Linked DNA regions of Homo sapiens: regions 2 and 3 are each linked to region 1. Evidence: read pairs that join two places in POLR2A ChIA-PET (ENCODE). Cell type or tissue: Panc1. All regions are shown on one strand.

Region 1 (2,500 bases):
AAAAGTTATTTTTTATTCATTGTTTCCATCACCTACTTGTTAGCTTTCTTAAGAAAAAAATTTTTTTAGTATAAAAAGAATTGTGTTCACTAAGCCAGCTCACTTCTGACCACAATAGTGTCTTTGTGTATTCATAGAAGGTGACCTGCCTCTAAATTTCAATGGGGAATTGTGAATGGGCCATGTTATGAAACTGTCCGAACTTCCTACTTGCTAGCATGGGAGACGAGGGGGGCAATATAACTGCCATGTTCTCTTCTTTTGGAAAATAACTTCAAACTGTAGACTCAAAAAGGGCAATGTGCTATAGGTTTGGAAGGAAGCTTTTAAAAAAAATGTTTCTCAGATTGTAAACTGAGGGTATGAAACCACCTGAAACTTTCTCTCTCTCTAAAAACCTTCTAGTATTCAGCACAAATGGAAGCGGGGGGCGGGGGGGGGGGGGGCGCGGAGTAAATAAATCCATTTTACCAACCTCAAGCTAAAAAGAAACAAACTCTTCCCAAGTGATGTTTAATGCCAATTTTTCACATTTTATCTGTCTTACAACTCATTAGAGGAAAACAATTGCAAAAATGTACCTATGTGGGGAAATCAGTATCTAAAAAGTACAAGATGGGATTATGTTATGGAATCCAAGAATAGGAAAGCGAATGTGAATCCAGACAGCATGGTTTAGACGGGGACCCAAATAACCTTCAGCATAACTTCTCCAAACTTCATCAACTATTTTTAGCTTTTTTAGTGGGTCTAAAATGCAGTTAAATACCAAATTTCAGATGTGAACCACCTTTTCCTGTTAACTTGATTCTTTTCTAAATTCAACGAAAAAAGAAGCCCTAAAATCATTTGCTTCTTGAGGTTATCCTTTTATTAATCCACTTGTATAGCTTCAACTCATAGACAGCTCCTGAATCAATGACTCCAGCCTGGCTCAAGCTTCAACTTTGCATTTCCTATTGTCTGGTGATTATCTTTCCACTTGGATGGCCCTCTGGCATCTCAAACTCTACAAACCAAACTCCTCCTTTCACTTCATACTCCATTCCCCACTCCCCAAACCAGTTCAGGGTCTAAGAGGATCACACTTCTCAAGGCACCATTTTTAACCTGAGGCCATGTACATTCAATTGCCAAGTTCCACAGACTACTTTTACATGGTTTCTCAAATCTTACCCTTCCATTGACAGGCATCATTCTTCCTGGGGTCTGGCAATATGCAACCTATTCTACAACACTAGTACCAAGTCAATATTCCTTAACAACAGCTCAAGCTAAGATTTGCTGCTGCTCAAAAAACCTTCAAAGGCTCCTAAATAAAACCTCCTCAGCCTGGCAATTTAGGGCCTCCACAATATAAACCTAATCTATATTTTCAAGCGCGCTTCTATTTTCCCCAAATCTCTGTTACAATTCGATTCATCCTTTAAGGTCAGCTCTACCCTGCCTTCTCCATGAAGCCGCTCCCTTTCATGAAACACTGGAGCAGCGGTGCTCTGTTCTTGTGTTATTTTGTGCTGGGCCCCAATTCCCCTTCCACTCTTCAAATCATCTAGGACAGAACTGATGTCTGATTTATGCTTTCCCCCTGTAGATCTTGGCATCATTCATGTCTATTATTTATTAAATGGATACTGAGAAAATATCCATCTCATTTTTAAAAAGTAATGACATGAAAGATTCACATACACTGTGAGTCAGTGAAGAGCTCAGGGGAGAAGCAGATTTATAAAGGATAAAGTTAATGCGTGCTGGAGTGAGGCGACTGCCCAATAATAATGTAACAACCTTAGGATATGTAACAGGAAGGAATTTTTATGAAATTCATTTCCAGAATTCAAAGAAGACAGTTTGTAGACTGAGTAAAAATTATAAGCTTCAGTGGTTAACAGTGTAGCTTTCTAAACTGGTTTCTGTTACAGTATATTTACTTGAAGCAATTGGGGGGGTACTTTCTTAAAACAGTGTTTTGCCTTCTCTTAAAACACTATTCCTTCTAGACTGTGTTTTTGCTGCTGAATTTAAGGTGACTTTCATTTTTCTAAAAAAGTTACACCAAAAGCACACTGCACCTTCTTCATTAAGGTGAAATCATATGCCTTTAGCTTGAGGACAGTCTCTTTGAAACTGCTTAAAAAAAAAAAAAAAAGAAAAATGCAGGCTACCTTAAGGCAGTAACCTAGATATGCTTACCTGGCCACCAGATCTCATTAATAAATCTCAGAAGCCATCCATGGGAGGAGGAGGGGCACATTTTTGTCATACAACTCATCCAGTTCTGCCCAGTGCTTCCTTATTTAAGAGTGTGATGTAATTTCCTCCTTTCAATCTGGTTCTAGAACCTGATTTCTGTTTATTCAGGGTGATAAATGGTCTTTTCAGTTCCATTTAAGAATCACCTACATTAAGTACTTCCATAACCAAGGAAGATAATAAGGTAACTACATTTAAAGGCAAAATTTATAAAAGGAAACTGATTTAGGAATATGACAAACTCCAT
Region 2 (2,500 bases), 460 kb after region 1:
AATAGTTATGTATATAAATATTGTGTATATAAATAAGTGTGCTTATTAATTTTTAGATGATAACCACACTTGCCTCATAGAATTGTTATGAAGATTAAATGAATTCATTCATAAAAAGCACTTAAACTTTTGCCTAGCATATAAATACTCAAACCACAAATACATTTCAATTTTATAATCAGGAAGCTGACCAATAGTTGATACCTTAAAAAATAAAATTAATAGTGATGAACTTAAGGTCCTATGACTGGCTCAAAATTCAGTGGAAAAGCTCAGGGTGGGAAAGAAATGGCTTATCAAAAGCACATATACAAGGAAAAATGAAACATAACAAGATTACAACACAGGACTAAAAAGAATGTGATGAGCAGACATTCTTATAAGCTGAGACTGCACTGAGCAGATGAGCTTTTAGGATAACTGAGGGGTATCCCTGGGTCACCTTATGTTGGTCAGACCTGAGGAGTGTTGCTTAGTGCAGGTGCCACATTTTAAATGACAGGCGAAGCAGACCAGGAGGATAAATAAAATGGTAATATATAAAAATGGCTAATACCACCACACGGATGATGCCTGAAAACAGTACCCCCTCAGTAAAAGAAAGCAGTCACAAAAGGCCACTTATTATATGATGCCATTTATATGCAATGTCCAGAATAGGCATATCTATAGAGACAAAAAGCAGATGAGAGGTTGCCTAGGGCTGCTCAATAAAAATAAAAATAAAGAACCTAATTGGATTGTAAAAGTGGCCTTTTATCTCCCCATCCACCCCAGAGAAGTTTAGGTAATGCTCTCTCTCATGTTTAGGGAAAAGAAGAAAGTGGGGTATAAAGTTTGACTTTAAATAAAGCTACATATTATCTAAAAAGAAACAAAGTACTAAATTTTAAAAGCCATTTCATTCAAACAAGACAAAAAATAGGCTGGGTGTGGTGGTTCATGCCTGTAATCCCAGCACTTTGGGAGGCTGAGGCGGGTGGATCACGAGGTTAGGAGATCAAGACCATCCTGGCTAACATGGTGAAACCCCGTCTACTAAAAATACAAAAAAAAATTAGCCGGGCGTGGTGGCAGGTGCCTGTAGTCCCAGCTACTTGGGAGGCTGAGGCAGGAGAATGGCGTGAACCCAGGAGTTGGAGCTTGCAGTGAGCCAAGATGGTGGCACTGCACTCGAGCCTGGGCAACAGAGTGAGATTCTGTTGCAAAAAAAAAAAAAAAAAAAAAAAAAAGACAAAAATTAAATCACGCAATTTGTGTTAAAATGTTGTTACATGGAACTTTAGAAGGGAATTTATGAATTTCTTAGCCCAAAGGAAGCCACACAGGTGAACACCTAAACACTTAATTTTCAAAACAATAGCTCAAAATGTTTCTAAAACTAAAAAATTTTCAAAAAATAAAAGTTGAAAATTATATATTATTATGCTAATAATCAGCTGAAAAGGTCTTGGTTATACCAGAAAACCTCAACTGCGTGATCTTTTTCTGCATCCTCACTAATGCTATGATTAACAGCACAACTTTCTGTTGACTTCAATATCCTGTTATTACATAAATAAAACACTGGCAACAGTGCCTGTCAAGGCTGATTTATATGATGTGCTGTTCTGAAATTTATTGGATTTCCATAATAAGAAATCATAGAGCCTATCAGCTTTACCCATTAGACTTTCCAACAACAAATAAAAAATCCTGAACGACAAGAAAACCCAACATCTTACCTTAACCCAAGCCAGCAAACACTAACCATTTAATGTTGACTCATCTGGATAGAAACATTTAAGTAAAGGGTGTGGGTATGGAATGAATGTCAGAAGGCTCCTCTCACATGCTTAGGGAAAACTTATGAAAGGGCCTCCCGGCAATGCCTTATTTGGGAGCTGAGAAATATTCCACATTCAAGTCATAAGCACTGCAAAGCTAATCCAGGTCCAGATACTTTAGTGAAGGCCATTTATAATGAACAAACAAAAAATCTGACAAAAATTCTATGGACTTAATTTTTTAGAATAAAAGAGAAATGAAAATGATCCTTAGAATAGGGTTATCTGCATATTCTGCTATGCCAACTTCCTAACATCAATTTCTGGATGATCAAGTGTGATATGAACTTGAACTTGATTTATCTATTCAATCATTCAACAACCATTTAGTATCTCTCTACCATGTGTCAGGCATCAGACTAGGGTTAGAAAACACAAATAATTAATACTCAACAGTTAACAAATAGTGATATTTATAGACCAGAGATGAAAAACTATGAAGCCACTGGGAGCCTTGAATTCTTTGCTGAAGGAGATGTGGGTGTGCATAAATAAATAAGCAAACAAACATGTACTCTCTTGAATACATAAAGAGCTTAATCCAAACGTCTAAAAGCCACCCGTATCTCAGGGAATAAAACTGTCCAGGCGGAGGTGAAATCTTTGTTGCATGATTATAAATTTTACTTACACACAGTGAATATATAGTTATGTTTAGTGTTGGTGAGAAAATG
Region 3 (2,500 bases), 290 kb after region 1:
TGGAGAAACCCCATCTCTAATAAAAATACAAAATTAGCCAGGTGTGGTGGTACATGCCTGTAATCCCAGCTACTTGGGAGGCTGAGGCAGGAGAATTGCTTGAACCTGGGAGGCGGAGGTTGTGGTGAGCTGAGATCGTGCCATTGCACTCCAGGCTGGGCAACAGGAGTGAAACGTAGTCTCAAAACAAAACAAAACAAAAAAACAACAACAAAAAAATCTAAGTGAAGAAAACAAGTGAGTGATTGGTTATACAAGTCTAAGAGCAGAAAGAGGCCAAGGCAGGAGAGAACGGGGTACAGAGAGTGTTTAAATGGAAGTTAGCGAGTCGAGGGACCCTCTCAGTTTGCCCTGTTCCACCTACAATGGTTAGCAGCAGAGTGGAACCTGAAAATAATGTCTGTTTCCCTTGACCAAAATCCATCTCTTAATATCCAAATCCATGTTTCTAAATGTAGCTAAGCCCCAGGCCCACAATGCTACCTCTCAATTTTATTTTTCACTTGTTTGTCTTGCTGAAATGTTTAACTCAATGATAATGAAAATTCTATGTATCAAAATGTGTAGGATACATCTAAAGTCTTGTTTAGCGGAAACTCAACTTGGAATGCTTATATTAGAAAAGAGGCTGGGTGTGGAGGCTCACGCCTGTAATCCCAGCACTTTGGGAGGCTGAGGCGGGCGGATCACTTGAGGCCGGGAGTTCAAGACCAGCTTGGCCAACATGGTGAAACCCCGTCTCCACTAAAAATACAAAAATTAGCCAAGCATGGTGGTGTGCACCTGTAATCCCAGCTACTCAGGAGGCTGAGGCGGGAGAATCGCTTGAATCTGGGAGGCAGAGGTTGCAGTGAGCCAAGATGGTGTCACTGCACTGGAGCCTGGGGGACAGTGAGACTCTGTCTCAAAAACAAAAAAAAGAGAGAGAGAACAGAAAAAAGAAAAGAAAAGAGGAAGTCAGCCAGGCACAGTGGCTCACACCTGTAATCCCAGCACTTTGGGAAGCCTAGAAGGGAGGATCACTTGAGCCCAGGAGTTCAAGACCAGCCTGGACAACACGGCAAAACCCTGTCTCTACCAAAAATACAAAAAATTAGCTAAGCATGGTGGCTCGTGCCTGTAGTCCCAGCTACTTGGGAGGCTAAGGTGGGAGGATCACCTGAACCTGCGAGGTCGAGGCTGCAATGAGCTGAGATCACACCACTACACTCCAGCACAGGCAACAGAGTGAAACCCTGTCTCAAAAAAAAAAAAAAAAAAAAAAGGAAAGAAAAGAGGAAGGGCTGGAAAGTCAACAACCTAAGCTTTCAGCTTAAGAAATTAGTAAGCAAACAGCAAATTAAATCCAAAGAAAGCTGAAGGAGAAAATAATACAGATAAAAGCAGAAATTAATGAAGTAGAAAATAAGCATAAAAATAGAGGATGAACATGTTATCTGTATTATTATTATTTCTGTTTTTTTTGTTTTTTGTTTTTTGTTTTTTGAGACAGAATCTCACTCTGCTGCTCAGGCTAGAGTGCAGTGGTGTGATCTTATCTCACTGCAACCTCCATTTCCCAGGTTCAAGTGATTCTCATGCCTCAGTCTCCCAAGTAGCTGGGATTACAGGCATCTGCCACTACTCCGGGCTAATTTTTATATTTTTAGTAGAGACAGGGTTTCACCATATTGGCCAGGCTGGTCTCGAACTCCTGACCTCAGGTGATCCGCCCACCTCGGCCTCCCAAAGGGCTGGAATTACAGGCATGAGCCACCGCACCTGGCCTGTTTCTGGTTCTTTGAAGAGACATTAATGATAAACCCTTGGCAAGACTGATCAAGAAAAAAGAGAGAAAGTCTTAAGTAAATTTCACTCCTAAGTAATCAATATTAGGAGTTTGCTAGGGCTGCCATAACAAAGTACCCCAGGCTGAGTGGCTTAAACAATGGAAATTTATTTCACTTTTTTTCACTTTTTCTTTTCTTTTGGGGTTTCAACATGTGGCCCAGGCTGGTCTCGAACTCCTGAGATCAAGCGATCCGCCCACCTCAGCCTCCGAAAGTGCTGAGGCATGAGCCATCGCACCCAACCAGAAATTTATTTCTCTTAGTCCTGGAAGCTGGAAGTCTGAGATCAAGATGTGGACAGGTGTATTAGCTTGTTCTCACACTATTATCAAGACATAGCTGAGACTAAATAATTTATTAAGAAAAGAGGATTAATCAGCTCATGGTTCTGCAGGCTGTACAGGCTTCTGCTTCTGGGGAGCCCTGGGGAAACGTACAATCATGGCAGAAGGCGAAGGGGAAGCAGGCACAATCTTCACATGGTCATAGCAGGAGCACAAGAGAGCAAGGGGGAAGTGCTAGACACTTTCAAACAACCAGCTGTCCTGAGAACTCTGTCCAGAGAACAGCAAGGAGGATGTCCGCCCCCATGATCCAGTCACCTCCCAGCAGGTCCCTCCTCCAACACTGGGAATTACAATTCGACATGAGATTTGGATGGGGACACATAG

Evidence for each region. ChIA-PET counts read pairs that join two places held together with the same protein. Peaks named below come from ENCODE experiments on the same cell type or tissue, not always from the same donor. Only the 100,000 strongest peaks of a DNase experiment are listed, where the experiment ranks them.
Region 2: POLR2A ChIA-PET joins it to region 1 with 11 read pairs; 2 of 35 experiments call an interaction of 5 or more read pairs at or near these places.
Region 3: POLR2A ChIA-PET joins it to region 1 with 10 read pairs; 22 of 35 experiments call an interaction of 5 or more read pairs at or near these places.

The regions. Positions count from the first base shown.
Region 1 is chr1:8,017,942-8,020,441 of GRCh38, forward strand. The region is part of intron 1 of ERRFI1 (ERBB receptor feedback inhibitor 1); the gene reads right to left. Among named protein-coding and RNA genes, the nearest start is that of ERRFI1, 7.1 kb to the right of the region's middle. In Panc1, no CTCF peak of the experiment used is centred here; no DNase peak of the experiment used is centred here; H3K4me3 peaks cover 2,399 bases; H3K27ac peaks cover 2,500 bases.
Region 2 is chr1:8,481,476-8,483,975 of GRCh38, forward strand. All of the region lies in intron 10 of RERE (arginine-glutamic acid dipeptide repeats), which reads right to left. Among named protein-coding and RNA genes, the nearest start is that of SNORD128, 12 kb to the right of the region's middle. In Panc1, no CTCF peak of the experiment used is centred here; no DNase peak of the experiment used is centred here.
Region 3 is chr1:8,305,477-8,307,976 of GRCh38, forward strand. No RefSeq gene overlaps it. Among named protein-coding and RNA genes, the nearest start is that of SLC45A1, 11 kb to the right of the region's middle. RefSeq lists a silencer at 2,199-2,399. In Panc1, no CTCF peak of the experiment used is centred here; no DNase peak of the experiment used is centred here; H3K27ac peaks cover 2,500 bases.